Regions from separate parts of the Mus musculus genome. Here regions 1, 2, 3, 5 and 6 are each linked to region 4. A link is a loop called in an ENCODE intact Hi-C map of the cell type or tissue named here. Cell type or tissue: heart. All regions are shown on one strand. Each heading gives the region's core, and the rest is flanking DNA. Links, peaks and the distances in the headings are about the cores only.

Region 1 (5,161 bases), core at 392-4,391, 200 kb before region 4:
AGTGGCTTCTTCTCTAGTCCCTGAGCTTGACAATTGCCTTTGAAAGAGAATGTCCCCTTAAGAAATTTTTATCACCTTTTTGTTCTGTGTAACTAAGGGAAACAAATTCCCTATAGCTTTTACATTCTCAAGGGGGAGCTCTCTCCTCTTCTCCCTTTCCCTTTGGCAGGTATACTAGAACCCCCATCCTTGGAGTGGCAGCCTTGGTCCAAGGGGCTGGCAACTGTCCATGGAAGGCCCAGCGTTACTCCTTGGTGATCTTGACCACCCTGCAAGACTTTCTAGGGCCGGGACCTTCTTGAGAAGCTTGTAAGGGGTGGTAGGTTTCTTTCTGCAACCACTACCCAGTTTTCCACTGAGCCCTGGAGTTCTGGACCTACCTGCATTGCCACTCGGGCCCTAGTACCATCATTGCTGTGAAAGCCCAGGAACTGTGTTTCACAAGGTGACTCCAGTGACATGATCCAGAGAGGCAGAGAACATAGCCTCCGGAAGTTGAGGCTGTGCCCAACAAGCACACCGGAAGAAAGAAGAAACTATAACTTCTTTCTCCTTCCCCCCTGCTCCAGAGAGTGCTGGCAATAAAGATATTCTAGCAATTGGTGACTCACCCTAGAAGGTAGGGACAAGTGAAGGACTGGGATCCTTTTTGCAGTATGTTCCTTGACTCGCCACATGGAGGCAAAGATAGTGGCTGGTCAAGATGCCAGGACTACTCCAGCTTCCCATCATGTCCGCTCAACCAACAAGCAGGTTTCCTACCAAGAGGTCTCTCGTGTGATAGTTTAGGGAGTATGAAGTTTCTAACTCTAAAGAATCCTGTTGGTGAGGATGATTATTTAAGCAATGATGGGGAGTTGAGGGTTGTTGCTAAAACAGGCATTGCTGGGAATCTATTTGATGAAGAACAGGACTTGATGTAAGGGGACTCGATGTTCAGCTCTTGTGAGTATGAACGTTTTCTTTGAGCTAATGGTGATGTGGTATGCAGAGGTACCAGGGGCCATGGGGGTGTGTGTGCTTCCTGTCACTAGAATGTTTTTAGTTTTAGATGACTCCCTATTTTATTCCCTCACCCCTTGTATTTCCCTTGCTGTCTTCTCAAAACCCCTTTCCTCCCCCAGTTTTGCCTGACCATGGGCCAGAGCTTATGTCTTATTTTTTTTCTAGAAGTTGAGAGACAGAGCTTCAAGTGGTTTCCCCCCGTCTCTGTCTTGTAGTGAGATGTAGTATTTACTCTTAACATAGGATCCTGTGGAACAGGTGTTCTGAGAAGACTGAATTTTGCTGTTAGCTGTTGTCAATGATGATTCTCTAAAGTAGTGGGCTCCAGAGCTCCCTAACACAGTGAAATGTGTAAGAGCCGAGAGGGGAGATACTAGAATTTTTTCCTTCATCATTAAAGGTGTTTTGGCCAAGTTTTTTGTGTGTTTCTCCTTATTTTATGACTAAATAGCCAGATGGGGTGTGATGTTGGCATTCCCGAATTCAGAGATTCTCTTCCCACCCTTTTCTCCTGCCAAAGCTGAACATATGGTGTAAAAATACTTAACTTCCTCAGTCAGCCTCATTCCCAAACAACCTCCAATGGATGTCATTTCACTGGGGGGGGGGGGGGAGGTTTTTAAAAACAGATTCTGTTTTTCAAAAGATATTTGCCCAGTGTACAGGCAATGTCTAGGTTTTCCTTTAGGAATTTTTTTTTAACCACTTCCTACCAAAACACAACTGTTGTGTGTGTGTTGTTTTGTTTGAGTTTGGAGGCTGCTCATCAGTCTTTCCCAGACCTCAAGCAGCCTACTGACAACAGTGGATCTGTAGATCAAGATAATAGTACTTTATGATGTTTGAGATCCAACATTGTAATCAGAGATGGAAAAAAGGTTCTACCAGTAAAGCAAGATCTGGCTATTAAGCATGCAGACAAAGGGCTGGAGAGATGGCTCAGCAGTTAAGAGCCCTGGCTCACTGGCTGCTCTTCCAGAAGACCCAGGTTCAATTCCCAGTACCCAAGTAGTGAGTCATAACTATCTGCTACCTCCATTTCCAGGAGATATGATGCCCTCTTCTGGCTTCTGTGGGTATCACGCACATGCGTCATACAAGTACACATTCAAGCAGACACAAACATACGAAATAAAATAACTTTTTTTTTTTTTTTTTTTTTTGGTTTTTCGAGACAGGGTTTCTCTGTGTAGTCCTGGCTGTCCTGGAACTCACACTGTAGACCAGGCTGGCCTCGAACTCAGAAATCCGCCTGCCTCTGCCTCTCGAGTGCTGGGATTAAAGGTGTGCACCACCACGCCCGGCTACGAAATAAAATAACTTTTAAAGACAATAATGCAAGCTGGGTGATGGTGGTACACATCTTTAATTCCAGCACTGGGAAGGCACAGGCAGGTGGATCTCTTCTGAGATTGAGGCTAGCCTGGTCTACAAGTAGTAGTTCCAGGATAGCCAGAGCTATGTAGAAAAACATCTTCTTGAAAAATAATAATATAAATTAGTAATAGTGTGAAGAAAAGAGCTAGGGGTGTAGCTCTTGGTAGATTATTTTCTTAGTATGCACGAAAGAAGTCTAAGTTATGCTCAGTGATGTAGTGAATCAGAGATCAGCTTGGGATACATGAGAACCTCTGTGTGCATGTGCATGTGTGTGAAGAGAGAGTGGCAGGGTCTCTTTAGGTAGGTCTTACTGGCCTCAAACTCACAAAAATTCACCTGCCTCTCCCTCCCAAGTGCTGGTTCAAAGCCTTGAGCCACAATGGCCAGCAGAGAAACTTGTCTTTTTTTTTTTTTTTCAATTGTATGTGCATTGATATTGATGTTTTGCCTGAATGTATATCTATGTAGGTCCTGGCGTTACATACAGTTGCAAGCCATTATGTGAGTGCTGGGAATTGAATCCAGATCCTTTGGAAGAGCAGTCAGTACTCTTAACTGCTGAGCCACCTCCAGTGTCAAGAACTGTATCTCTAAAATTATATATACATATATGTGTGTGTGAGGTGGTATTTAATAAATAATTTCCTTTTTTGTTTTGTTTCAAAACAGGGTTTCTTTTTGTAGCCCTGGCTGTCCTGGAACTACAGGCTTGCCCCAAACTCAGATCCCCCCAAGCTCTGGGGTTGAAGGTGTGCGCCACCACCACCCAGCATTTTCCCCCTTTATAAGATCATCACATCACTAAACCATCATGCTAAAAGAACATAACTGGCTTTAAAAGATAAAAGCACGCTCTTGAAGCTCTCACCTTCCTTACTCTCGTCTCTAGCCCTCCTCTCCCCACCCCACCCCCAATGCGGCCATGGATGGCCTCCCTCTTTCTACCTTCTTTTCCCTACCTCCCTACAATAAAGCTCTAAAACCATAAAGAAAGAAAAAAAAAAGATAAAAGCACAATGTCTCAAGCTCAGATTCAGACAGGCACAGTGGCTCACCTACAGCACTGGGAAACAGGCAGGAGGGTCAAGAATCTAAAGTTATCCTTGGCTGTATATGGAGTTGATGACCAACCTGGACATACATACGAGACAACTCAAAAAGAAATTAAGTAACAACAACAACAACAAAAACCCAGGTCCAGTTGGGTGGGGTGATAGAGGATTGCATTCCTGGTATGCAGGAGTGGGAGTCGCAGGAATGGAAGGCTAGCCTTGGACCACATACACTCTATAAAAGAACTAGATCCTGAGACTCCAGTCTTTGGTGGTGAGGTGCTGTTCTGCTACTTCTGACAGGAGGCTCCCAGAAAGACAGAGGTGAGTAAGTGTATTCTTTACTCTGCTAAGAAAACAGAGCTATCTGATTCTAGATGTTCCTATCAGAGGAGTGCAGGAGGCCCTCATTAACACATGGGAATCCTGGGAAGTTGGGGGAGTTAAGTAGGGAAAAACAGCTTTTTTTTTTTTAAGATTTATTTCATGTATGCGAGTATACTGCCGATGTCTTCAGACACACACCAAAAGAAGAGGGCATTAGATCCCATTACAGATGGCTGTGAGCCACCATGTGGTTGCTGGGATTTGAACTCAGGACCTCTGGAATAGCAGTCAGTGCTCTTAACAGCTGAGCCATCCTTCCAGCCCCAGCTTTTGTTTTTAATTTCTGGCAAAGCTTTATATGTGTGTGTGTGTGTGTGTGTGTGTGTGTGTGTGTGTGTGTGTGTGTGTGTGTGTGTGTGTATCCCCTCAAACTCAGATCCCTCCCTGAGCTCTGGGAGTGAAGGTGTGCGCCACCACCACCCAGCATTTTCCCCCTTTATAAGATCATAATATCACTAAACTTTCATGCTAAAAGAATATAACTGGCTTTAAAAGATAAAAGCACAATGTCTCAGGCTCAGATTCAGACAGGCGCAGTGGCTCACCTATAGCACTGGGATGTCCTGTGAGATCCTAGAGATAACTAACAAGTCCACCATAGAACTGTTCTTAAACACAATCCACTCAGCAACCTGATACATTTTACAAACCTCTGTAAGATCCATTAAATTCCCCTTGGCATACAGATGTACTGCTTTTGAGATGCCCTGTAAAAACAGCTGTCTTCAAAGAGCCTGATGAAGTGACAACCTTTGGCTATCTGACTCTCTTCTACTTTTTGGCCAAAAATAGAACAAGCACAAGAAACAAGCAAACACTTGGGACTCTAATAAGTAGTCAGTTCCCAGAGCGTCCACTGCTCTGTCAGAGCCTTAGACCTGCATCTTTCTTCTCAAGGTCTCAGCATTTGCTTTCAGAGAATTCTACCCATGTCACCCAAATTCATCCATCCATCTTTCTTCCTTTCTTCTTTCTTTCCCTTTTTCTTCCTTCCTTCTTTGCTTTGTCTTGTTTGTTTTTCTTCAAGACAGGGTTTCTCTGTGTAGCCCTGGCTGTCCTGGAACTCACTCTGTAGACCAGGCTGGCCTCGAACTCAGAAATCCACCTGCCTCTGCCTCGCAAGTGCTGGCATCAAAGGCGTGCACCACCACTGCCCAGCTTCTTTGTCATTTTTAATCCTTTAAATACTTACCTCTTTTTAAGTGTTCTGTCCATTATAGCAGCTGAACACACGTGAAGACCCAGGATCCAAGAGAGCAAATATGGGCTGCAAATCTTGGTTCTGGAACTCAGGAAATACCACTCTTGCCACATTCTGTTAGTTTACTAAATCTAGG
Region 2 (5,161 bases), core at 497-4,496, 150 kb before region 4:
AAACACATTAACAAATTTATACAGTGGTATTTAGAGCTAGGGAAGAATTTGCTCAGTATAGTCACAGCTCCTCATAAAATATTGACACAACACCCTTCCCCTTTGGTTTTGTTGGTCTTTTCTTTCTTTCTTTCTTTCTTTCTTTCTTTCTTTCTTTCTTTCTTTCTTTCTTTCTTTCTTCCTTCCTTCCTTCCTTCCTTCCTTCCTTCCTTCCTTCCTTTCTTTCTTTCTTTCTTTCTTTCTTTCTTTCTTTCTTTCTTTTTTTTTTTTAGGGCTGTCCTGGAACTCACTTTGTAGACCAGGCTGGCCTCAAACTCAGAAATCCACCTGTCTCTGCCTTCCAAATGCTGGGATTAAAGGCATTCGCCACCACTCCCCGCCTGCTGTTTTGTTTTTCAAGACACGATTTCTCTGTGTAGGCCTGGCTGTCCTGGAACTTGCTTTATAGAAGACCAGGCTGTCCTTGACCTCAGAGATCTACCTGCCTCTGGCTCCCTACTACTGGAATTAAAGGTATAGGCACAATTATGTTACTGCTTGAAAAATTATTTTAATCATTGAAATGTCTCTTTAAAAAGTGTATTTTAACGATGTTTGATGGGTGAGAGAGATAGATTAGGAGCTGAGCATGAACTGGTCATGCAGAGGACCAGAGTTCAGTTCCTTGCCACACATGTCCACTGTAATTCCAGTCCCAAGGGAAACCCACATCTCTGCTCTCTGGCCCAACCAGTGCTCATGCACATACATATACACAAAATTAAAAATATAATAGAAAAACTGTTTTCTTTGTGTACTCCTGGCTGTCCTGGAACTAGTTCTGTAGATCAGAGCTCAGAGATCGGCCTGCATCTGCCTCCCAAATCCTAGGATTAAAGGCGTGCCCTGCAATAAATCTCTCTCTCTCTTTTTTTTTTTTTTCTTTTTTGGTTTTTTAAGACAGGGTTTCTCCGTATAGCCCTGGCTGTCCTGGAACTCACTTTGTAGACCAGGCTGGCCTCGAACTCAGAAATCTGCCTGCCTCTGTCTCACGAGTGCTGGAATTAAAGGCGTGCGGCCACCACGCCCGGCTAATAAATCTCACTCACACACATTAAAATCTAAAAAATATATCTTTAAAAACAACAATGGGCTGGAGAGATGGCTCAGTGGTTAAGAGCACTGACTGCTCTTCCAAAGGTCCTGAGTTCAAATCCCAGCAACCACATGGTGGTTCACAACCATCTGTAATGAGATCTGATGCCCTCTTCTGGGGTGCCTGAAGACAGCTACAGTGTACTTACATATAATAAATAAATAAATCTTAAAAATAAGAAAAAGAAAATCTATGGGCAAACTGAGGCACATGAGTCAGAACCCTGGGCCTGATGTTCAGGGACCCTCTACTTTCATGTTAGCCCCAGGAGTCAGCGGGTCTCCCTATACCTCAGTTTCCCCAGAGGGAAGTAGCACAGCAAATATGGTTGTCTCTCCATCTATGATAGTCTAGTTCCAGGATCCCCCCAAACCACATGGATAACAAAATCTGTGGGCACCAAAGTCCCTCAGGAACAGAGATGTATATTTACAAACTACCTACACACGTTGTTCTCAACACTGCGATCATTTCTGATTCTACCTAAAACAGTGCGGGTGATGTGCAAATAGTTGACAAATTATATTGTTTAGGGAAAATGACAAGAGCAAAGTTTATAAAAATAAATAAATCTCTTTAAAAACAAATTTTGCAGGTTTTGCTGTGTTGCTCAAGCTTCCTTCAGGTTTGTTTGTTTGTTTGGGGGGGGGGGGTTGGTTCAAGACAGGGTTTCTCTGTGTAGCCCAGGCTGTCCTGGAACTCACTTTGTAGACCAGGCTGGCTTCGAAATCAGAAATCCGCCTGCCTCTGCTTCTCGAGAGCTGGGATTAAAAGCCTGCACCACCACGCCCGGCTTCCTCGAGTTTTCTAATACTGGTATTTAAACAAACAAACAACAACCAAAAAACCCTTCTTGTATGGAAATGTAGTCGGCAGAACTTTAGAAAATGCAGGAACACCTTTCTCAGTGTAGTTTGACCTATGGTGAAATTTTGCTTCTTTCCAGAATAAATGACTCCGTCAGTGTACCTCTGATAAGTCTTGTTTCCCAGTGTGTATTCGTGCGTAGTAATTGGAACTATTGGTAAATTTAAGGTCCTTTGCTTTTTAAGTGAAATTCCTCACTCCCGATATTACTAAATGACTCAGAATTTTGGGTTGCTAAAATCGGAACACTGGTCTAGGGCGTGGTAGCTCATGCCTCAAATACCATATCTCTGTGTTTAACGCCAGCCTGATATATTGAGACCCTGTCTCAAAAAAACAAACAAAACTCTAATACTGGAAAATCTGAAACGTGCATAGATAAGCAAGTAGAATGGCTATAAAACCCGTGTCGATTATGTGTTGATAATCCTGCTTGTCAAGGATCACCCTAGAAGTGGCATTCAGAAAAACTGATCGTTGGCTTCTTTGATAAACCAGCATCATTCCTACGTTTAAGAGGTGGTGGGGCTTGTTTCCAGTCTTGTTCAACGTTTTTCCAGAGTTCCTCCCCATGACTGACAGGCATCCTGAGTACATGAGAGGAGGGCATGTAGGGGCTGGACCAAAACGGACCAACAGAACTCCAAAAAGGCCTTCACATTCCTATACGTAATCGTGGGAGATCACCAAGCCAGTCGACCCAAGATGGCCTCCCGAGACAGGTAGCAGGTGCTGTCCGGGTTTGCAGCGCCCCCAGCGGCGGGGGTCAGAGGCCTGGCCTGCCAGCCCGCCGCCCGCTCCGATTTCCAAGCAGGCATATCTGCGGTTGCCTACGTACCCTTCCCAGCCTCAGGCCCTCCCAGCCTTCGGAGACTTCCTGGATGGCGCCCGGCTCCGGCCACGCCATTGGTAGATGGAGGGCGGTGGGCGGGCCCAGGCGCATGGAGGACTAGCAAGCTTGCTTGCGGCGAGGGCTGGCCGTGCTCCGCCGGAAGGCGCCTTGTTCTCCCGGACGGTGGGTTGCAACTCTTGCCCAGGGAAGGAAGCCGCAGGACTGGCTCAGGTAAGCCTGCGGCACGCGCGGCTCCACCAAGCCTCGTCGGAGCCTGGGCGGGTAGTGGGTGGGGTAACAACGTCCTCGCTTGCTCGCTCGCTCGCACCCATGCGGGTGCAGCGCCGAGCGGTGATCAGGTGCGGGATGCTCGGGGCTGAACCACTCTCCTTTGTGAGAGGCAGGCGCTGGGGACCGGACGGGCCGCGGGGCCGTGCTGGGACGGGCCGCGAGGGAGCTGCTAGGGCCAGCGTGGAGTTTTGGAGCTTGTCATGGCACTGCTGGGCGAGGCGCACATTCGAGACAGTTGCCTTTTTCTTCTTCCTCCTTTCCCAAGAAGAAAAACTCCCCTGCTCGGTTAGGTTACTCCATACGTTGGAGTCAGAAGTGCGAGGCCAGGGTTTTAGTTTGTTTTGGCTGGATTCTTTTTCCCTCTCCTCTCTTATCTTTAATGTTTTTAGTAAATGTGGGTAGGGAAGCCTGAGGTGAACGTGTTCGGATTTATTATGTTCCCAATTTCTGCGGGGCTGTTGCAAAGTAGAGGTGACGAGGAAACGAACAGCACAAGTCTTGTGTCTTCCTTGACAGGTCTGCAGAGCTCTTTGGTTTTCTGACACATTATGTAAACTCTTCACTAGAGGAGGACTGCCTCTTGGCGAATATTATTTAAAATTTGTTTTGGTTTTTTTGTGTCTTAATTTACCTGTTTCTAGTCGGCTTGCCATTGCTGCAGCTGTGCATACGCAGCAGCGCCTCTTTAAGGGGCAGTCCTGACGTCGTTAAAGGCTTCCCAGAGGAGGTATGTAGTGAACCAGTCTTCGCAGTGAGTGAGCAAAGTGAGCCAGAAGTCGGATTTTAAACGCTACGTAATTTTCTTTCAAAAGATAGACACAGTGAGACATCTCAGACACGAGTGAGGACCTTGCTTTAGCGATTTTGCTGCATTCTGCCATCACATCGATGTCCACAGAATCTCTGTTCTGAGTTTGTTAACTCAGAGACTGGCTTAGTGCCAACTGAGGTCGTTTTGGGGGGGCACATCAGATTCTAGGACATGGATTTGCAATTTGAATGTTTCCCTTATGTTGTTGCTGTTGTTTCTTTTGAAAGGATATCTGGCTTTCCATTTGTAGACCAGGTTGGCCTCTAACTCACTGAGATCTTCCTGCCTCTGCCTGGATTAAAGGCGTGCACCTCTGGCCCCTGCTGGGATATTGTCTTTTTGATTACAGAGTGTCTTCTGCCTAAAAATATCTTTTTATGGTCACCCTGCAGGTTCCACAAGTTGTAATCAATTTCTTAGGGCAGGAAGTGGGCAACTTCTTCTTCTTTTTTTTTTTTTTTTTTTTTTTGTTAACTTGTTTTTCCTTGGGTGTCATATCTTTTAGTAATGCTGGCCATTTGGGGCTGGGGGGGGGGGCTCTGAGATGAAGGATCCCACCACAACCCCTGATTATTTTACTTTGGTTTTTTGGAAACAGTCTCTCATAGTCCAGCTTGGCCTCCAACTCACTAATGACTTTGAAACCTTGGTCTTTATATCTCTACCTCCCAAGTTCTCAGATTATACAAATTCACTACTACCAAAATCTTGAAAATGGAAAACATTACTTGAACTGTCTTAGTTATTCCAGCTGTTAAGATAATAAAGGTTATGATAAGAAATACAGCAGAGTTCTACTTAAAAGCTGTTGCAAGTCAGAGTGGTATGACAAAGACTACCAGACAAGGCAAAGGATACTGGTCAGAGAGGAGAGAGACACACACACACAGAGACAGAAGAGACACCACCCGTCTGAACCCTCCCCACACCAAATAAAGGAGAAAGAGAAAAAGGCTCAACGAAGGCTTAAAGCTGTAATCTCAGAAGCGCAGGAATAAAGGATTTGGTGGAGGAATGCATAAATTAAGCTCTTGTCTTCCAAGTGTTTAATCTGTGTAGCTGGCTCTTTGATTTTTGTTTTTTCTTTCTTTTTTTTTTTTTTTTTTTTTTTGTTTTCCCCCAATTCTCAAACTGACCAGATCCTTTTAGAAGTAGATGGAGAATATAGCTGCTGAGCTGATTTTGTATTGCCAGAAGACATCCATGTAGTATTTCCTAGGACAAC
Region 3 (5,161 bases), core at 395-4,394, 85 kb after region 4:
GTAGCCAGGGACTCTGGCCCAGTCAGGGTGGCGAGGGTAGTCATGAGAAACAGAGAAGACTCCCTTTTGGCTTGTAGCATGCAAAAGGTAACAGACAGAGGAGGAGCCTGAAGCAATCTCCTGATTTATATGCTAATGTACCTGCCTTTCCACATTCCCTTACCAACCCCACTCCCAGCTGACCATCAAAACTCTCTTCCAGTATTGCAAAATATCCCCCCCCACCCCCACCCCCCCGCAGGCAAACTGACCTTTTCCTGGAAAGCAATGTCTAGAGGGGTAGTTTCATGTTTAACCCCTCCAACACAGGTGTGTTTCACCAGAGCTACAGAAACCGCACTGTACATCCCAACCCCCCAATTCTTCTAGTTGTTTTCTGGTTTTTCAAAACAATTGAGTTTTCCTGTGTAGCCCCAGAGGTCCTAGAGTTAGCTCTGTAGACCAGGCTGGCCTTGAACTCAGAGTGATCCTCCTGCCTCTGCCTTCTGAGAGCCAGGATTCAACCCAAATTTTTGCCATCTATTTGCATAATGCAGAACTTGACACTTCAGTCTACTGAACTATAGGCTGAATCTGACCCTTGAATTAAAAAAAACATTTTTTTTATTATTAATACTTAAAATAAGAGTGTTCTAAATTTCTGACTTCTATTCAAATCCGGAAACCATGGCACTACCGGAGCCAGAGCTGCCCACGGCAGTAGCTGGTGGAGTTGAGGACAGACATCCATTTAGCAGTGTGTACTGCTGAGTTCCCAGCAGTTCTCACTTCACAGGCAATCTAGTTCACTCACTTACACCATTATCTGCCTTCTTAGACAATTTATTTTCCACCTCTCAAGGGCCTCATCATTTTAGAGGTCTTGTGCATGACTCTATTTTCGCCATATGATTCAGTAAGATAAGCAGAAGAAGCATGGTGTAATGGCCATGCAAATGAAGTGTAGTTCAGACAGATCTTATGCGCTCAAGCAACAGAGCCAGAATCTAGGTCTCCTGACGCCTGGTCTTGTTTTTCTCCCACTAAGAATTTCACACGGAAGCTCACTGAACTAAACAAGGAGAAATAGGCATGGTTGCTAGTAGACAAATCCCAACTGCGGAGCCATTCAAGCTTCACCACAAATTTCCAACCTTTTCCTTAAATTGTTTGCTCCCCCTCATATTCTATAGTATCTTCCCCAGGAAACTGAGTGAGGCTTTACGACTTAATTTGGCCAACCAATTGTGATGGAAGTTAACATGTATCCATTTGGCGAGCAGCACTGCAGAATTCATAAACAATTCTTCACACTTAGTTCACGATGTAGTGGGGGAGGCAAACTTATGGTGACACAGTAGGGTCTTCATACAGTAAGGCTCAGTCAAGCATGGTGAGTGGCACGTGCCTTTAACTCCAGCACTTACAGGCATGTGGATCAAGGTCTACATGGCAAGTTCCAGGCAGGCAAAGATACATGTGAGACCCTGCCTTTTAGAAAAGAAAAGAAAAGAAAAGAAAAGAAAAGAAAAGAAAAGAAAAGGAAAGAAAAGAAAAGGAAAAAAAATTGAGCCTCCAGCATCTTAGGATCTTAATAATTTACAATGAACAAAGGCCCTTGTCGGTTATTCTGGACACAAAGTAATGAGAAATAAAACCAGAGGTTTTGGCCCTGAGTGTTCAGCATTGTTAAGAGACCCATTTATACGGTCCTTGAGTTTCTCTTAAGATGCAGAATGCAATATCCAGGTTTCCGATTACCGCGGTAAAAGCTGGAAGACAGCTAATTGCTGTTTTCTCTTTATAGTTTCTTTGGCCACTACGTCCTGACTTTGAAGAAAAATATTCTTTTCTCAGAGCCCTTCACTATCCCTGCAGTTTGATTGGGGGAAGAGAAAACATGGAGGAGGCCCGGATTGCGTTCTCTCCATTCCAGAGCCTGATCCCAGATCTGTCTCCACCCACTAATACTCACACGTAACTTTGTCATAGGGCGACTATTACCACTCCCAAGGTGTCACAAACAGAAAGGATCTGCAGCTGGCGCCACTGCAATGTCAAGGCAAGCCAGCCAGGCTGCGCTCTAGCCTCACTGGTACCTGGGCTTGCCTGAGCCCGGAGAAGCAGCATTCTCTAGGGAAAAGAAGCCTTCTCAAGTGGGAACAAAAATGAATGTGAGGCGAACACCCATCCCGGGCACTATGTGAATTTGGGGTGAGTTCTCTTAGGCCTAGTCAATCTCTACTTTTTAGCAGCTACTAAGCTGTCCCCCCTCTCCCCGGTGCTATTGGGATCCACCGTTTTCCTGGGCTTTCTCCGCTCCCCCAAACCAACCGAGTCTATCATCTTTGTACACTTGCAGAGGTCATAAGTGGTGTGGGCACAGTACAAAAAGAGCTTCAGCGACCGTACCGCTGCAGGGATCAAAGGCCCGCCGGGGGCGGCCGAAAGGCTGAGCCTGCGCAGTCCTGCTCCCGCCTTGGAAAGGGTGGCGGCCACGCGGGCTCGGTCCACCAGCGTGCTCGCTAGAGGCGGGAAAGTCTTAGGTCGGTACCCCCGCCTGCCCAGCCAGCCTGTCCTCTCCAGCTCCCGGCCCGGGGGGGAGGGGGCGAGGAGGGCCGGCGCCTCTGACTCATCATCTCCAACCCCCTTCTCGCGCGCGCTCCAAGTCTCAGGACTTTGAACCTGGGCACTCGCGCGAGGGGCGCGGCGGCAGCACCAGGGGAAGCGCGGCTTGGCCCGGCGCCGACCCCCAGCCTTTGTCAGTACCGGCAGCTGCGGGCACGAGGGCTAGAGACCCGCAGCCGGTGGCGGTGACCTGGCCGCGGTGGCGGCGCCTCTGTGCGCGACGGCCCTCCCGGCGCCTCCCCGCACGCGGGGCCAGTGGTCGCGTCCGAGGAAAACTCGGCTAGGCCTTGCTCCCAGCGCCTGGCGTCACTCAGCAGATGCACAGCGCCCCCGCCGCCGAGGGAAGGCTCTTTATTTTGCAGTAGGTCACGGGGTAGCGGGGCATCCTGGGATTTGTAGTCTCGGGTGAATTAGGCAGGACCCGGATCCAAGGGAGACCTGGAGCACAACCGACGCGGATTCTGGGTTGGCTGGTGCAGCAACCCGGCTTGGAGTGGATGGGATTGTGAAAGGTGAACAGTGAGAGGAGGCAGATGTGAAATGAAGCTGGATGGAGAGGCAGGGAGGAAGAAGTCGAAGAATGCAAGGGAGGAAGCTGCTTGACGAGGCGTGAGGTGAGGGAGGTCTCTAGTCCAGAAATTATCTCCCTCTAGTGGGGAAGAGAAGAGAAATGGGCCTGGGTTGAGGGGAAATTGAGGGCACTCTGGGCTTCAGGCACATTCTGGGGGAAGTCCAGTTATAGTCCAAGGGAGGTGCAAGACGCAGAAGTGCCTGGAGATGTCCCCCTTGGCGTAGGGGGACAGTGGCACCTGTCTTGCCCACTCACTCATCCGTCCTATTTCCTGTGCTAGCCACCACGGGACCATTCTCCAAACCAGAAACCTCCTCCATCTCAGAGAGGCCCTGAAAACAGATGCGAGCAAATTTTGGGGTCAACCAAGGGGAAACCCCGGGTAGAAGCAACCCCCTTCCAGTTTTTCCAGTCTTTCCAATAGTACATTATGGCAGCTTCCTAACGTTTATGCACGCGTGTAGCTCCAGTCATTAAATACCCAATTCTTTCACAAACATCATTAGGGAACTAACGTCCAATGCCAGAAAGCCAATCAGTTTCAGCCCTTCACTTCCCTACGGCCCTACTATGTGCTCTTAAGCCTACAGACAAGGACAGCCAGATTAAAAGTTAGCTGGAAGCTGGCTGCTTCATGCTTTCCTCCCTGTACCCCCTACCTCCTGTAGCTCCCGGTACTGCAGCCTTGACCTCTTGAAGTATCCAGGCTTCCTCTGGCTCAGCAAGAACAGGGCATATGTGGAGACCAGCACTCCCGCTAGGGTGAAGGCCTCCGCGCTCAGCTCCAGCACCAGCAACCCTGTCGACTGCAGGTCGTAGGGTGAGGATGCTTTTGTGGGTATAGCCCCTGTTTTCTTCTGCCCTTCCGCCTTCATTTACCAGTACCTGGGAGGAGTCCATAGAGGCAGTTCCCAAGGCTGTCTTCATCACCTCTATCACCACCGCAACGAAGCCCAAGATCAGGTTGAAGGTGTTGGATATCATCATGGCCCGCACCTACCAGTGAGCCAGCTCAGCCCTGACCAGCTTGGGAGACTCACTGCAAACTCAAACTCCACCTACGACCTAGCTGAAAACAAAACTCAGGCACAGGACTAGTGGAGGCCTGTAATCCCCGACACTTGGGAGGCTGAGGCAGGAGGATCAAAAGGTCAAGACCTGATTGAGCTACAGGATATGTTCAAGACCATCCTGAGTAACTTATGGGGGTGGGGGCTGAGGCTTTAGCCCAGGGCTAGTGTTTGCCTACTGCGCATGTGTTTCTGGGTTCAGTCTCACACACACACACACACACACACACACACACACACACACACACACACACCAAACAAGCAACTAACAAATGTCTGCTCCTATTTCCCTACTTTCAAACAGGATGGTTAGCTTTCTGACATTCTTACTTAATTGCTTCAGTCAGGGACAGACACCTGAGAGGATAAATCCCTTTTTTGGTTGAGGTGTGTGTGTGTGTGTGTGTGTGTGTGTGCACTGGGAGAATGGGAGGAGGCCTCTATTCTCTTGTCTCACCTTCCAGATGCAAGGTGCTCTTCGGAGTTCAAGGGTGATAATGCCAGTGAGGAGGCCCTAAATGGTTAGAAGGGCAAACTGTGAACTCTAGCTTTGTTAGAGAGGCCCCCCCCCAACCTTTCTCTCACCCTCCCTATGGTGGGTCTTACCGAGGCTCCGGGCCAAAGTGGCAGTGCTGTGACCAGGTGACAGGCAGAGGTCAAGCAGGAAACTGAGATAGTAAAGGGGACCATAGCTATTGCCAGCCACACTTGGCTCACCTGGAAGCCAGACAGGGCAGTTAGAGGGGACTACTGGGGACTTTTCCCTCTGCACAGTATTTTCCTCGTTTAGATATCATTAGTTAGGATAAATGCTTAGTAAAGTACCTGTGCGAAGGCAGACTAAAAATTGAGATTTTTTTTTTTTTGGTTTTTCGAGACAGGGTTTCTCTGTGTAACCCTGGCTGTCCTGGAA
Region 4 (5,054 bases), core at 1-4,000:
GGTTGCTGGGACTTGAACTGAGGACCTACAGAAGAGCAGTCAGTGCTTTTACCGGCCAAACCATCTCACCAGCCCATAAATCATTTGTTTACACACCCATCTTCCCTCCTTTGTATTTCTGGAACCTGATGGCCTAAAGCTAGTCTTGTTCTTCCTTTCCTTCATGTCATTTTCCCCAAGTCTCTTAGAATCTGCCCAGTCTTGAAACACAGCCCACGGGAAAGACACAGTCACCGCCTGTGTCAGAGTCAGGAGGATCACTGTGAGTTGGATGCCAGCCCGGTCTACTTATAGACTGCATAGTGCAACCCTGCCAAATAAATAGCATAAAAACAAAGCGAACTTCCTGCTTGCTAGTCCGGTTTGGATTCAGGCGCACCTCCCCCACCAAAGCAAACTACTTTACAGAACTGCTTCGCCTCGGTTTAGGAGCTCCGTCGGAGATTATTGCTTGTTTGTTTCTAACACCAGGGAAGTAAAAACACAAGGATCCTGGAGTTCAATGGCCAGCAAGCCTAACCAAATCTTAACTGGGTTCCCTTTTCATGCAGGCAGGCGGTTGTGTACTCCTTTAATCCCAGCCATAGGAGACAGAGACAGTTGGATCTCTGTGAGTTGGAGGCCAGTCTTGGCTATAGAGCAAGTTCCAAAACAGTCAGGGCTACCCAGAGAAACCCTGTCTTGGAAAAGCAATAAACAACGGTAACAAAGCTCATCCCAAGAAGGGCTCAGTGGCACACTGGAATTCTGAACACCCAGTGTAGTCACCAGCTGCCTAATAAAGAATTTGTCCTGGCTTAAACTCATGTTTGAACAGTCTTGTCGTCTGACTCTCTGACAGCTTTGGCTAGCTTGGATAAGGCTGGTCTTGAACTCAAAGATCTGCCTGCCCCTTTCTCCAATGCTGGGATTAAAGACCTGGGCCACTACACCTAGCTTTGTGTTTTGCTTTAATAAAAATGCTAATAATGATGATAATAGATTTAGGGCCACTGGGATGGCTCAGTGGGTAGAGGTTCCTGCAGCCAAACCTGCTGACCCTAGTTCAATCCTTAGGACTCACTTGTAAAGGGTGAACCAATCAGCGCAGGTTTTCTTTTGTTTACTAGTGTACCTTCCAAAATAAACAATTAAATGTAAACTAGGAGCTGGGCACGGTGGCTCAAAGCTTTGATCCCAGTACTTAAGAGGCAGTCAGATCTCTAATTTAAGGTCAGCCTACAAAGTGAGTTCCGGGACAGTCAGGAGGGCTACACAGAGAAACCCAGTCTGGGAAAAGAAGAGAAAAGAAAAGAGAAGAGAAAAATAAGCCGGGTGCAGTGGCACACGTCTTTAATCCTAGCACTCAGGAGGTAGAGGCAGGTGGATTTCTGAGTTCGAGGCCAGCCTGGTCTACAAAGTGAGTTCCAGGACAGCCAAGGCCACAGAGAGAAACCCCGTCTCGTCTCAGGGGGAAGAGAGAGAGAGAGAGAGAGAGAGAGAGAGAGAGAGAGAGGGAGAGAGAGAGAGAGAGAGGGAGAGAGAGAGAGAGAGAGAGAGAGAGAGAGAGAGAGAGAGAGAGAGAGAGAGAGAGAGAGAGAGAAATAGAAGCTTTCCCTAACAGCAACACACAGATCTCCACTCTTTCTCTATTTGTCTCTTACTTTGTTGTACTGGGGATTGGACTAAGGACCTTGGGTGTGTTAAGCAAGCTCCCGATCACTGAGTCTTGTTTAATTTGTAAAAAGAGTCCTGTGTATGATGTGTGTGCCTGGTGCCCAGAGGCCAGAGGAGGGTGTTGGAACCTCCAGGAACTGGAGTTATACGATGAGCCCTTTTGTGGGTGCTGTAAATTGAACCTCTGTCTTTTGGAAGAGCAGCAGTTGTTGTTAACTGCTAAGCCATCTTTCTGGCTCCCCAATTATCTGTCTGTCTGTCTGTCTGTCAATCTACCTACCTACTTATATTTATTGTTTTTTCAAGATAGAGTTTCACTCTATAGCTCTAGCTGTCCTGAAACTTGACCAGGCTGGCTTGCACTTGAAACACTACCTAGCCCAAACTTTTCTTTTTAAAAATAAGATGTAAAATTGGGAACACATAAACTCGTTGGACTGGTTTACATAAAATAAATCTTTTGAAAATGACAAAGGCTAGGCAGGAGAGATGGCTCAGAGGTTAAGAGGACTGACTGCTCTTCCAAAGGTCCTGATCGTAACCACATGGTGGCTCACAACCATCTGTAGTGGGATCGGATGCCCTCTTCTGGTGTGTCTGAAGACAGCTACAGTGTACTCATATAAAAACAGTAAATAAATCTTTTTCTTAAAAAAAAAAAAAAAAGAAAAAAAAGGAAAGAAAGAAAAAGGCAAAGGTTTAAAGATCTAAAGATTAAAAAAAATCAGGAAATTTTTCTGGGATACAATCTCCTTTTCTCCGTAAGCTATATATACATTTCAGTGTATTTAATGTTCCTACAGTATAACCAGAGCTTTAGTGGCAGACCAAACCTGAGGGGATTAAGTAGTCTATTCTAGAAAGTGGGAAATTGAGGTGGCTGGCCATTGGGTTTGCAGACTGTGTGGCGACTTGGGACAAGGAAGCGGGTTTATAGGAGGTCGGGTAATTGCTCCTGCAGGAGAGAACTACAGAACCCAGTTGGTTTGGAGGGGGAGCTGTTCACTGAGAAGGCCATGTCCTCCCAACAGCTTATAGAATCTGGCAGAAAGAAGGGATCTGAATTTGATAATAACTGCAGAGCTAGTAGACGGCCTAGAGATAACTCTCCTCCCTTCTCAGAAGCTTGTTTGCGTTTCCCTTTTCCTAGGCCTGGGGCTAGGGCAGGCCGTTTGCACCCGCTACCAGACTCCACCCAGGCTCTCCCACCCCCGCGCCGCGGAAATGCGGTGATCTGGCCGGACCTGGGAGCTCTCAGAAGCACTGATAGGACGATGCGGCCGTCAGTCAGATCCGCCGGATACCCGGATGAGAAGCTGTGCGCGATACAAAGGCGAAAATTCCACCCAGCTTTCCGTCTGGTACATTGACCAATAACCATCCGTCAGTCACTAAGTGGCATGAAGCTGAACCAATTACTAACTAGCCTCTGTTACGCATGTGGAAATTCTCGCAATTAGCCCAACCCACCTCGGATTATGATTGGACGGAATTGTGAGGAGCGGTAGCGCTCGCTAATTAGGAGCGGGAGCGAGAAAAGTCACAGCCAATAGGAACGCCTCCAGGAACGAGGCGGGGGCTGGACTTTCGCCTCGGCGGCAGAGGAGCTCGGGGGCCATTTTGTGAGGAGACGGAGAGCGAACGGTCGTGTGGTTCTTCGCTGTTGTAGCTCCGGCGTCTCGGCGTAGACTCGCAGTAGGAGAGGCGGTCTCTTCTCTCTCTCCTTCCTTTTGGTAAGCGAAGGGGGCGAGTGCAGGGGAGGCCCTGGGCTGCTGGGCCCCGCCAGCGTGTGTAAGGGGGAAACCGGCCTCGCGGCAGAAGCCGAGGCCGCGTTTGTTCCCGTGCGGTGGGGACTTGGGTCTCATGCGGGAGGCAACAGGGCCTCGGCCTTGGCGCGGAGTCAACCTAGTGACCTCCAGGCCACGGTGCGTACGAAAATACCCTGTCTGCGCGCTCGGGTTTAACGGCTACTTTGATTTTCTTTGCCCATCAGGGATTCCAAGGGGGGACCAAGAAAGCGAAGAACGAAATGCTTGTTGATGTAATTGTCGGGGATATCTTACGGATTCCGTTATCACTTCCGAAGATAGACGCTGGGTGGGGGTAGGGGAGCGATAACATGGTGGTGTCGGACTGGAAGCTTCTAAATTCCAGGCTGGCTACATGGCATCTGAACGGCGTTTTAACAATAGGTTGAGTAATCATTACTTTTTTCCTCTAGGGGTAAAATGGTTAAAAGTCGGAGTGCTTGTGTTTGTAAAGGGAAGTGCGGAAGATTAATTTTAATTGGAATAATTACAGCTCACATTTTATCTGCAGGTTACAAATCATAAGTTAGTGGAACTTGAGGTAGGTACTACTGTCATAGAGAGAATTGAGCCTTAGAAGCGGTTGACAGGATCGTACTAGACAGGTCAAGTATTTTCACTGAGTTTCTAGGTGGTGCGCGCCTTTAATCCCAGCACTTGGGAGGCAGAGACAGGCAGATCTCTTTGAGTTCTAGGACTGCCCAGGATACACAGAGAAACTCTGTTTCGTAAATAAATAAATAGGGGGAAAGGCTTATTTTTGGGGGGAGGGGACCTGACACGGATGTTAGCAGAAAAATTTCAAGCTGGACTTGGGAACAATAATTAAAAGGCACAGCAAGGGTTTACAGCTACCTCAGTACTAGTCCTATCCCTCTAAAACTCAAAAAGGCAGTTTATAGCTATGTATGATAGTGCAGGCCAGTAATCTTTGTATTGTGGAGGCTCTGAGACAGGACCCCTTACCCATTGCAAGGCAGCCCAGGACTACATAGTAAAACCGTGCTTAAAAACAAATTAGTTTCTCTCTTGTAGGTGTTGAGTTCTTTTTTTTTTTTTTTTTTTTTTTTTTTTTGGTTTTTCAAGACAGGGTTTCTCTGTATAGCCCTGGCTGTCCTGGAACTCACTTTGTAGACCAGGCTGGCCTCGAACTCAGAAATCCGCCTGCCTCTGCCTCCCGAGTGCTGGGATTAAAGGCGTGCGCCACCACGCCCGGCTAGGTGTTGAGTTCTTTTTAATGTAGCCTAGTGTTAGTGCTTAGTATTCAGGAAGACCTGGATTCAATCCCTGGTACTAAGAGTATGGGGTTTTTGTATCATATTTAATTGGGAGTTATTTTATTAGGTAAACGTACTATAAAATTGGTATTTCACTGTGTGTGCTGGCATAGTCTTTAAGCACTAGAAAGGCAGATAACTGAATTCAAGGCTAGCCTGCTGTAGAGTGAGTTCCAGGACAGCCAGGGGTACACAGAAAAACAATTGGGGTTTAAGTCACAAAAAAAATATGGTACTAATTTTAAACTATACAAATTATACTTTAAAGCATACTTCATAGAATGTAAATGGCCTACTCTGGTAATTTGAGCAC
Region 5 (5,161 bases), core at 499-4,498, 91 kb before region 4:
ATGCTGACGACTGAAGCCCCATATAGACCCGTGATGGGTGGCTGCTGGAATCCCTTACTCTGGCCCTTGGACTTTGGAAATGTGGGAGGGGCAGGGAACAATATGGGGAAACCCAAGACTTCAGGAGGTGAAAAGAAAAAGAAAAAAACAAAAAACAAAAAAAAACAAAAAACTTGTACCCAATTGCTCCCAATTTTGAGAGGATTGGGTGGGCAGGGGAACTCCTAAAAAAAAAAAATAATAAATGACCACTTCCTCGTTTCTGGGGAAGCAAAGGAGCTTAGAGCAGCTGGTGTGCTCACCCCTCCCCAGACGCCTCCATTAACCACAGACTATGTAGCGCTGGCCCTAGCCTCTGGCAGAGCCTGTTCCTGGCCAAACTGTGGCTACAGCTGGAGGGTCAGGAACTGTTACCTTCCTTCCCCTTGGCATTAATAAATTTAAGTTAATCCTTTTCCATTCTTCCTATGTTCTGTTTCCTTAAACACAATATAAGTACTGTTTTTTGCTGCGTAATTTAAACACCATTCTCCTACAGTTCAATACTGTTGCAACTAATAGAAAAGCCATTTGTAGTCCTCAATAGGCATATATAATGGCGGGTTATCCCGTTTGTTAAAGCCAAGGAAATGATACAAGATAAAGAGGTAAAATATTTTGAATTGTACTTCACATTCTTAAACGAGGATTAATTTCAAGAGCCATATTTTTTTTTTCAATTAGTCAGGATAACTATTCTTGGGGAAAGCCAGAGAATAATGTGGCTTTTCATGAAATACAGCAAAAGTACACGCTGACAAAAAGGGTGCCTTCACAACTTGGGTCTTCGCGAGGCTGGAAAGAACTACAAAGTTTAGGAGCCACTCCGAGCCATTTGTTTCCTTCCACCCTACCGGCCCATCTCTTAAAGGAAAACAGAACCTTTCCTTCCTACTCTGCTGCCCACCGCGCAGCTTATTCGCGAAGGTGGGCTCCGTCCCTCTGGGGTGCAGTGTTTGGTTGAGAGTGCCTTCCCCGGGGCGGTCACTGGCCTGCCCTGGGGCAGAGGACTCACTCCTGCGCCTGGCTGCACGCGGGTCCCGCTCTTTCTGCTCCCCTCCCTCTGCCCGCCGCCCAGAGCGCCCGGAGCTCGGAAAGTGGGCGGGTCACGTGACGGGAGCCTCTGGCGCCGGAGAGAGCTTCCAGAGCCCGCGAGCCCGCGCTGCACCTCGGTCTGTTGACTTCACTTTTGCGTCCTCGGTTGCCCTTCCTCCCGCCACCCTACGGAACGAGCGGTGGGTTTGGTTTTTTCGCTTTTTAAATCTTCGACGCTCTAGGGACCCGGAAGCGGAAGGGGATACCGGGCGGTCGGTACTTCCGGGTCACAGAGAGTGCGGGATTCCGGGCCGAGCGCGGGTGGCGGAGCTGGGACCTCGCGTGATTCTCGGAGCCCGACGGGAAGCGGCGTCCAGGGCAATGGCTGTGACTCTGGACAAAGACGCGTACTACCGGCGAGTGAAGAGATTGTACAGTAACTGGCGGGTAAGGAGCCCCGCGCCCCCGGGAGCCCCACATCCCATAATAGCCTGCTTCCCGGCGCCCTTTTCCCCCTCAGCCAGAAACCTCCGGCTCCGCCGCGCTCCCGCCTGCCCCGGCAGCGTCCGGCTCGCCGCGCCGTGCTGCGCCTGCGGGGTCCGCACGCGCCTGGCCCGCCCCGCGGCCACAGCGGCCCGCCCAGGTCCCGCCACAATTACCGTTTGCGGGAAAGGGGCGCGAAAGCTGTGCCCGGAGCTCTTGGCGCTCCCCGCTCCCCGGCCTCTGCTGGAGTTGAGAAATGCTGCTCCCGCGCCCCGCTGCTTCTCCTTAGGCCCTGCGTGGGTCACAGACCCAGCGCTGGGAACCTGCGGGCTCTCCTAAGAATTAATTGATGGGACGCCTCAAAGCCGGTTTCCCATGTCGGCAGCATACCGGGGGCACGTGTTGAGGAAAACGCTGTGGAAGTTCCAGGGCTTCTCCAAAGATTGGGCAGTTTCCCTGTTTTATAATCATAATTTCAAACTTACTTTTTTGCTAGTTAACTTGTTAACTTCACAAGTGTTTGATTGATTTCATACTGTCTGAACGGTCTATCGTCTGGGCTCTGAACCTTGTGAGTGAGGGGAAATAGAACTGATAAAAAAGAAAGCCGAAAATGCTCTGAAAAAATACCAACTCCGGTTTCAGCTTTGTAAACTATCTTATACTGATTGGTCCTCTCCATTCTTGGCTCCTGCATGTAATCCCATGATTTCTGAGGCTGAGGCAGGAAAATGACTAGTTTCAAGCCTGCCTGTGCTTCATAGTGAGACTGTATCAATCGGCTCGTCATTTAGTAAATAAAATTGAACCTTTACTGAAGTCGGTTGTTTTTCCTGCCTCATCAGAAAAAAGCCTATGTATCTTTTAAGCAAGATGCATTGCGTGCTGAAAATAATATAGGGTTTTTCACTTTATTGGCTAATTTTTTTTAGATGACTTAGTGGTCTCTATCACAAAATTATATTGTTTGGTCCTGAGGATTGGCCCTACCACCACCTCTGTGTTTTACCATTAAGCTATATCCCTATCCAGGGAATATTTACTGTCACTGTGTTATGATGTATGCAATGATGATAATCAAAAGCCCCCGTTTCTACAGCCAGCCCTGAAATAATAAACTTTTAAAGCTTTTTTTTTTTTTTAATATTTATGGGTATTTTGCATTCATGTATGTTTGTGTATACCCTGCATGCATTGCCTGCGAAGGCCAGAAGAGGGCGTGGGATACCCTAGAACTGAAATTACAGAAGGTATTTAGTTGCTGTTTAGGTCCATGTGAAACCTGGTCTTCTGGAAGGGCAACCAGTGATTTTAACTACTGGGCATTTTTCTAGCCCCTTAAAAACATATTGGTGTTTTCTCTATTTCCAGAGTTCATCAAGCTATTTTTAAGGCTGTTACAGTAACATAGCTTTTAATTATAATTTTCATAACTTAACACAGCATGCTTTTGAGTAGAAAGGCTTGATACATTAAACTTTCATCTGAATGTCATCCTTTGGTATTGGGATCTTGGTGAAATATTTGCATCCAATGTATGTACATGTTGTGCTATGTAAGTCATCACAATACCTACTCCAATGTCATTGATGTGTGAGTATGAGTGCCACTGCTTATGTATAGAGATCAGAAGGCATCTTTGTAGAGTCATTTGTCTTCAAGTTATATATCTTTATTTGGGATCAGGAGATCGAAATAGCAAGCACCTTTATCTGCTGAGCCATCTCACCAATCTGTTTTCCATCATTCCTGAAACATTGAGTCTAATCCAGTCCTACCTTTTCTATTTTCAACATCAGAGCTGCTAAGAGTAAAATAGGTTTTCATTGCCTGTCTTGTTTCTGCTTTGGGAAATCCTAGGTGGTAGTGATAGATTATGAAAGTGGGTTACAGGATCGTCCTGTGGGTTTTCTATTTATGGGGTAGATTTCCAGCCTATTCATCATTGTGATTTTAATCATTAAATCAATTTATTCTGCTTACTGGGGGTTGAACAAAAATCTTTCCTAAATTTTTGGCTGTTTTAAGGAGTAAGGGGTACAGAGTTTTGGTATCTCTACTAATAATTTAAGAATTATTTTAGAACTGGGCATGTCTCAAAAAAACCAAAAAAAAAAATTATTATTTTACTAGACCTTTCTATGAACAGACCTCAGATTCCTTCATCTGCTTTTTGTCTTGAAGAATTACATGAAGTGCCAGAATTGCAGCTGTTTTCAAAAGAAATACTAACCCAATGCATTTGTTCATGTGGTTATTTGCCAGCTGTTAAGCTTGAGGTAGTGGGTAGCTGTGACCCTTCCCCCAAAAAAAGAGTCCATTGCAGTGAGAATGGGTAAGCTGTAGTATCAGATCTTTTGTGCTGCTTCCTACCATTTGCTGAGATTTGATTATGGCTGTCTTTTCTTTTTCAGAATTTTCTGAGAGTAGGCAGATATTTTCATAGTTTCAGATTTTTTTTAAAAACTTAGTTCCTGCATTACTTACTTTAAGCAAAGCAGTAAGTTACTTTGATTTATCTCCATGTGTCTCTGTTTTCTGTTAGAGTTTCTGGCCTTAAACTCTCAGAGGTCCGCCTCCCAGAGTGCTGGGATTAAAACACCGCTCCTGGCACCACAACAGGTTTCTCTTTGGTCTTTTATTCTAAAATTCTGACATTCTGTTTTATTTGTTTACTTTCTTTTACTCCTTTTCCATAGTGTTTCCTCAGCCAGGTTGCTCTGTGGGCCTGTTGAATCATGGGATGTTTCAATGCTGGATTGCCTCTATTCTTTAGCTCCTGATTTTGTTGTTTTGATTTTTATGTGAATAAGTGGCTTGCACGCATGCATATTTATCTTTTCATGTGCCAACTTCATGCAGGCAGTGTTGTGTCCATGGTGGCCAGAGAGAGGCATCCGCTGCTCTGGAACTGGAGATCATGCTGTTGTGAGCCACCATGAGGTTGCTAGGAACCAGACCTGGGGCCTCTTCAAAGCAGGAAGTGTGCTTGGAGGAGAGGGGGAGTAAAGGCTTACAGTGTTTTTTTTGTTTTTTGTTTTTTTAAATGTTTCATAATAATTTTTTTAAAGATTTATTTATTATTTTATGTAAATACACTGTAGCTGTCTTCACACACTCCAGAAGAGGGAGTCAGATCTCGTTACGGATGGTTGTGAGCCACCATGTGGTTGCTGGGATTTGAACTCTGGACCTTCGGAAGAACAGTCGGGTGCTCTTACCCACTGAGCCATCTCACCAGCCCCAAGGCTTACAGTTTTATTGTGGTCTCATTGATAAGTCAGTTAAAAATAAGTAAAAGCTTATTTGTTATTTTATCATTACAAAATAGGCTTAGAGCTGGATCACGTGGCCCTTTTTCTCTTCTTGTCTCTGCTCTCATCCCTTACTAGTGGCATTCCCTGAGGCCTGCATCTGGGCTCTGCACACTGAGGTCTCAGCAGTCTTTAGAGTTTTCACCTTTTTGTGGAAAATAGGCTTAGTCTGTACACCATAGACACTCCATTTCCTGCTATAACACCGCATTCTCTGGCCATACAAAGAATCATTGCCCTTGCACTGTGTCACCTTGTGGGGCAAGTGCTTACTACTTCTTGTAGAAAGT
Region 6 (5,161 bases), core at 480-4,479, 200 kb after region 4:
CAACTCTAGGACCTTAGGAATTTGACTTGGGTTAAGATGTAATTGGGTAGGGGCTGACGAAAGGGAAAAGATCGGGGTCCCTTGGAGGGCTGTGGAGAGGGCGACCTGATTCATTCAGTCTCCTACCTATTCCAGGTGGAATGTAACTCAAAGCTGGACCCCACACAGACCTCGTTCCTCAAGGTTAGCGGGCCTCCTAAGCCTCACTTGCTCCCCGCTCCCCAGTCCAGGAGCATACATACTCTAAATTCCAGTGTCTAAGCCCTGTGGGTTCATTGTGGGTCAAGGGAGAGGAGAACAAAGGGGCTGAGTGAGGGACCTGGGAGGAGAGAGCCCCTTTCCCGCGGCATGGATCGTCTGATATCTCCATGTATCCTTCTTCCCTGGGTGTTTCCTTCCTGAGCAGATGGCCGACTCTGGAGGTCAGCCACAGCTGACTCAGGTGAGTATAGTGCCCATCTTGGGACGAGGAAATGGGACGTGTTGTGCCCTTTGCCATTGCTGTGACTTTCAAGATATCTAACCATCTCTTTCTCTCTCTTCTCTTTCCTTGTAATATGCCCACAGCCCGGCAAGCTGACAGAGGCTTTCAAGTACTTCCTGCAAGGCATGGGCTACAGTGAGTATTGGGACAGAGGGTATTAGGAAGGGCTTCCCACTGTGAGGGTAGACCTGTTTTAGGCTAATTCTTGGACTCATCATCTTACAAGGCAAGCTCGCTGATTCTCTGGCCGCAGCTCTTGTCTTCACCTAGGCCCCACTAGAAGTTACCAGCTGTCTTCCCCACTCATCTCTGATGGCTTGCTTATCATTGTGTGTCTACAGTGGCCTCTTCCTGCATGACTCGCCTATCTCGGTCTCGCACAGCATCTCTGACCAGTGCAGCATCCATCGATGGCAGTCGGTCCCGATCCCGCACCCTGTCGCAGAGTAGCGAGTCTGGGACTCTCCCTTCTGGACCCCCAGGGCACACCATGGAAGTCTCCTGTTGAATGACCCTCATTGCCTTGGTGTGGATCCCAGCCCTCACCTCCTGCAACACTAATTTAAGAGGTGTTATCAGGGCACTGGGCCAGAGTAAGCAAGGAAAATGGGCAGATTGTGCAGGGAGATGACCTTGATCTTTAATTGCTACCCTAACCTTGACCTTTAACCTGTGATATCCTCTAGCTCCTAGGTGAGGTGTCCTAATATCTCTTAGAGATCTGGGCCCCCTAAATTACCCCCTCTTCCATTTTGGTGTTGAGAAGGCTTGTATGTTCTCTCCCTGACCTAGGTTCTATAGATGAGGAACAATGAGCTGTTCTAGCTGACACGGGGCCTCCATCACTCCCCCTCTTTAGCCCATATTTGCAAGGGTAGGAGAGAGAGTGTGTGTGTGTTGTGTGTGTGTGTGTGTGTGTGTAGGGTTGATGGTGAGAGATGGGGAGCTCCTTCCCCAAAGCTGACAGTGGCTTTGCCTTGATGTGTCAGGCCTCTCTGAAGGCAATAGTCCCAAATGAATGTTTATCAGGAGAAGGTTTGCTGGTGGGTCAGTGATCCTTAATGTGATAGAAATATCCAGCATGTAAAAAGAAAGGATGGGAGATGGTGGCCCGTGAAGAACAGTGGTAAACACATTGAAGCTGGGGTAGAAGGGAGGGGCCCGGGTCCTTTGGCCACACTAACTTGGATAGCTGTCAGCGTGCACCTAAAGTGGGACTAAGGGAAAGAGCTTAGGTCCGACTGCTTGGGGCTTGGCATCAGGGTGGGAAGAGCTACCTCAGGCTCTGACCATACTGTGACGTGTAGAGCGTGACCTCCTGTCTCACACAACTTCTGCTGTGACAATAAACTATAGAGGAAACTGAACAGCATTGTTAATCCGGGTCTGAATGCGCCTGTACCCTGCCCCTTGCTTGCCTTTCCTTGTTCCTCTGAAAGCACCTGGGATGGCTTGTGGGGTATAAAAGCTGCACAGAGTGTGACCACGGGAGCCAAGAAAGTGGTGTCATTCTTTTTATTAATAGCATTTTTAAGCTTGGGAAAGAGGAGCTGTTGTAGAGATGTCATCAATATCATGTCCTTTAAGAAAACCGACTGAGGGGCTGGAGAGATGGCTCAGCGGTTAAGAGCACTGGCTGCTCTTCCAGCCGTCCTGAGTTCAGGTCCCAGCAACCACATGGTGATGGAATCTGATGCCCTCTTCTGGAGTCTGAAGACGGCTACAATATATTTATTTATTATATGTAAGTACATTGTAACTGTCTTCATACCTGCCAGAAGAGGGCATCAGATCTCTTTAAGGATGGTTGTGAGCCTCCATGTCACCTTTGCGTTACCTAGAGTACATTTTAGATGGATCATTCAGCAAGAGAGTAAACTCGGACACAGAGTGCTACGTACCACAGGGCACTGCTGCTTATAAGTTCATCCTATTTGTGATTCAAGAAGGTCACAGTCAAAGGGACTTCTTTTTAGGATTTTACTCACTGATGGATTCCAGGGGATCTGGGAGCAAAATGATGGTTCTGTAAGAGGCCGTTAAGCAATTATGAGTAACAACCATGGGGATTCAGATGTCTTGTAGCTGTCGCAGGTTCCTTCTTGGACTCTCGAGGCAAAAGGAGGGGGCTGGGGAGATGGCTCAGCATGTACAGTCCTTGTGCCACCATGACGACCTGTGTTCTGATCCCTAGCATACACTGAAAAAAAAAAATCTGGGTTTGACTGTGCACGTATAATCCCATGGCTGGGAGGCAGAGACAGGAGGACCCCAGGGGCTCACTAGTGGGCTAGCCTAGCCCATCAGTGGACACCATTTTCAGTTGGGACCTAGTATTGAGAGAACATTCTTCCTGAGGGTGTGGGGCTAAGCACTGTATGTCTCCTCATGACGCCCCAATAACAAAGCAAAGCTCAGCTCTATCAGAGTTCACCCTGGGGGGCCACCGAGTTCACTAAGCTTTCATAGAGATTATGGGTAACTTTAAGGCAGGTACCCTGGAAGGTCTGTACCCAGCCTAGGTGGTGACTCCCCGTTTGCGGCTCAGGTGGAGCTCTCGTCTAGTGTTCCCTGGGCTGTAGACTGTAGACTGCTCCCTCCCCAGGACTCCCAGGCCTCATGGAATTTGGCACAAAGGGCTGAGTTCTCAGGTGAGGGTCCTGTGACCCTGCTTCCTGCCTACGTGCCAACACGCCCAGGCGTGCTGATCTTTTACAAGCAGGAGTGACAACGGTGGCTGTTTGATTTAGAGGGTTGGGCTGGATGACACCCAGTCTCAAAAAATTAGGCGTAGAGTGATGGAGGAATCAACCCAAAGTCCACCTCTGCCTTCACACGTAGGTGTACAGACATAAACACTCAGGAGTACACTGTGAACATGCGCATGCGCGCGCGCACACACACACACACACACACAAATATGAAGGAGAAAGCACTTTATGAATTATGTAGATAGAATATTGTTTGCGATCATTAAAGCTTGCTTTATGGAAATCCCAACTGTCGCATTTCTTCAATGGCAGTGAGTGGGAAACTGGGCCCCTTGACATCAAGTGCTCACATTCCAACACGGTAGTGAGCCACTGTGTCCTTGTTGCTGAGGCTTTTCTTTCTTGTGCTGGGGATTGGACCCAGGACCTTGTGCGTGCTAGGCCAGTGCTCTACTACTGAGCTGCAGCCTTACCCCTAAGCCTATTTCCATGTTGTAGGCCAGTGTCAGAAGAGGGCGTTAGTGGGTTAGAGTTAGCTGCTGGATGGGTGTTGGGTCAGACAAAAAAGATTGCTGAAATGCCACAGGGAAAGAATGCAAAGCATGTAATCACTGGGGTCATTTAGCCCAACGTAAGGAAAAAGTGAAGCCCTAAGACCTCAACCAGCCTTTACTGGTAGAGCTGCTGTTGTGTATTATGGAAGGGAAGAGGAATCTTTGCTTGGTATCTGCCTACGAAAGTAGTACTGTTAGCAGAGTGATTTTCACATTTCATTTAAGTGTACATGTATGTGCATACAACTATAGGTGTTTCTGCTCCAGAATCTAAGGCAGGTGAAGAGGTGTTTTGCAGGAACTTGGGGGAGGACATTTGGTGTCTCTGGTTGACCCTAGTTTTTGGACCTACATAGTCTAGTTCACCTGTGGAGTCACAGCGCCGCCCTGTGGCCAGCCCCCAGTCTTACAGCCCTATTGTTCATGAACATAAGGCAGCCCTGAAACCAAGACCTGCTTTGAATCTTGTTTTTTTCCTAAGGAATTTGAGTGTCTTCCAGACATTAGGGGCAGGTGAGGTAAGAAACAGCTCAAGAGAATGAGAAATCAGAACAGAGTGAAAAAGGACCTTACAGTCAGTTTGAAGCTCTTATGAGTTTCATAATGACATTTTGGCCAGCCCTACATATATCTCACCACTTATGTGACAATAGACCCACAGTATTCTCTTACAGACGCCAATGGCTTCTTGGGTTGTGTAGCACATTCTCCAGTGTTTTCTCAACGACAAAAACATTACTGAATATATGCTTCTCAGAACATATCCTTGTCTTTAAGCAATATATAATTGTACAGACCTTACAGTAGGCAGAAGTGAAACCAAGATCAGAAGAAAGGTTGGAGTGGGAACAGCACCATTGAAAGGTAAGTCAGGAGTAACCTGAAAAGAGGGATGGATTCCGACCTGAGACTCAGGGTTCAGCAAGGATATATGGTGCCCGGAGCAATTTAACTCTCCCTCATGATGGTGAATTCATAGAAAATATAGGGTATACTCTGATAGGACCAGGTAGAGTCACTACGAACACAAAACCAGAAACCAAAACTAAAAACAAACAAAAAAACAAAACCAAAACCAACCAACCAAAGAAACAAAAAATCACCAAAACAAAACAAAACAAAACAAAACAAACAAAAAAACCCAACCCAAACCAAACAAAACCCCAAACCATCTTTTATATAGGCTGGGAATTTGTAAGCATCCCCAGAGATTGCATTTGAGGCATAATCTATTTTTGCTTCCTCTTTGCTAGTGCAATGGGCATCTCCTCAGGTTGCCGAGGGTGTCTGTGCTCCCACCCCAGCTCTGTAAGCTCTGGCATTGTTCTTTACACTCCACAGCTTCTTCAGGGAAGGACCGAGAGGCACAGGTTACCCCAGCAGAGTGAGTCTGAGGCTTTCACTCAACTCTC

Evidence for each region. A loop is a pair of places that touch in the nucleus more often than their neighbours do. Peaks named below come from ENCODE experiments on the same cell type or tissue, not always from the same donor. Only the 100,000 strongest peaks of a DNase experiment are listed, where the experiment ranks them.
Region 1: it touches region 4 in a loop (2.0-fold over the local background); 3 of 42 quality-filtered maps call a loop at or near these places.
Region 2: it touches region 4 in a loop (2.1-fold over the local background); 2 of 42 quality-filtered maps call a loop at or near these places.
Region 3: it touches region 4 in a loop (7-fold over the local background); 11 of 42 quality-filtered maps call a loop at or near these places.
Region 5: it touches region 4 in a loop (2.1-fold over the local background); 4 of 42 quality-filtered maps call a loop at or near these places.
Region 6: a loop joins it to region 4, with 2.2 times the contacts of the local background. A loop is called at or near these places in 3 of 42 quality-filtered maps.

The regions. Positions count from the first base shown.
Region 1 is chr14:52,307,438-52,312,598 of GRCm38, reverse strand. Sall2 (spalt like transcription factor 2) reads left to right here. Exons shown (of 2, transcript NM_001244916.1): 2 at 1-1,422. It also overlaps a transcript of Mettl3 not described here. Among named protein-coding and RNA genes, the nearest start is that of Mettl3, 4.9 kb to the right of the region's middle. In heart, for the core only: a CTCF peak has its summit at 2,070 (motif pointing left); no DNase peak of the experiment used is centred there.
Region 2 is chr14:52,255,582-52,260,742 of GRCm38, reverse strand. Chd8 (chromodomain helicase DNA binding protein 8) reads left to right here and starts at 2,983. Exons shown (of 38, transcript NM_201637.3): 1 at 2,983-3,065. In heart, for the core only: no CTCF peak of the experiment used is centred there; a DNase peak (open chromatin) is centred at 2,872; H3K4me3 peaks cover 2,293 bases; H3K27ac peaks cover 1,810 bases.
Region 3 is chr14:52,017,555-52,022,715 of GRCm38, reverse strand. It overlaps Zfp219 (zinc finger protein 219), which reads left to right and starts at 1,983. Exons shown (of 5, transcript NM_027248.2): 1 at 1,983-2,193. Tmem253 (transmembrane protein 253) reads right to left here. Exons shown (of 7, transcript NM_001033805.3): 3 at 4,855-4,965; 4 at 4,706-4,762; 5 at 4,064-4,174; 6 at 3,838-3,984; 7 at 2,929-3,510. The coding sequence ends at 3,430. In heart, for the core only: CTCF peaks have their summits at 2,040, 2,955 and 3,232 (motif pointing left); DNase peaks (open chromatin) are centred at 2,015, 2,595, 2,955 and 3,835; H3K4me3 peaks cover 2,546 bases; H3K27ac peaks cover 3,238 bases.
Region 4 is chr14:52,102,224-52,107,277 of GRCm38, reverse strand. Hnrnpc (heterogeneous nuclear ribonucleoprotein C) reads left to right here and starts at 3,257. Exons shown (of 9, transcript NM_001170981.2): 1 at 3,257-3,389. It also overlaps a transcript of Rpgrip1 not described here. In heart, for the core only: CTCF peaks have their summits at 2,161 and 3,798; DNase peaks (open chromatin) are centred at 327 and 3,007; H3K4me3 peaks cover 2,015 bases; H3K27ac peaks cover 2,390 bases.
Region 5 is chr14:52,193,445-52,198,605 of GRCm38, reverse strand. It overlaps Supt16 (SPT16, facilitates chromatin remodeling subunit), which reads left to right and starts at 1,367. Exons shown (of 26, transcript NM_033618.3): 1 at 1,367-1,521. The coding sequence starts at 1,456. Chd8 (chromodomain helicase DNA binding protein 8) reads left to right here. Exons shown (of 38, transcript NM_201637.3): 38 at 1-455. The coding sequence ends at 14. In heart, for the core only: CTCF peaks have their summits at 1,049 and 2,764 (motif pointing right); a DNase peak (open chromatin) is centred at 1,285; H3K4me3 peaks cover 2,621 bases; H3K27ac peaks cover 1,906 bases.
Region 6 is chr14:51,901,971-51,907,131 of GRCm38, reverse strand. It overlaps Ndrg2 (N-myc downstream regulated gene 2), which reads left to right. Exons shown (of 15, transcript NM_001145959.1): 12 at 136-183; 13 at 407-442; 14 at 568-619; 15 at 826-1,861. The coding sequence ends at 992. Among named protein-coding and RNA genes, the nearest start is that of Ndrg2, 8.9 kb to the left of the region's middle. In heart, for the core only: a CTCF peak has its summit at 2,261 (motif pointing right); DNase peaks (open chromatin) are centred at 3,151 and 4,105; H3K27ac peaks cover 576 bases.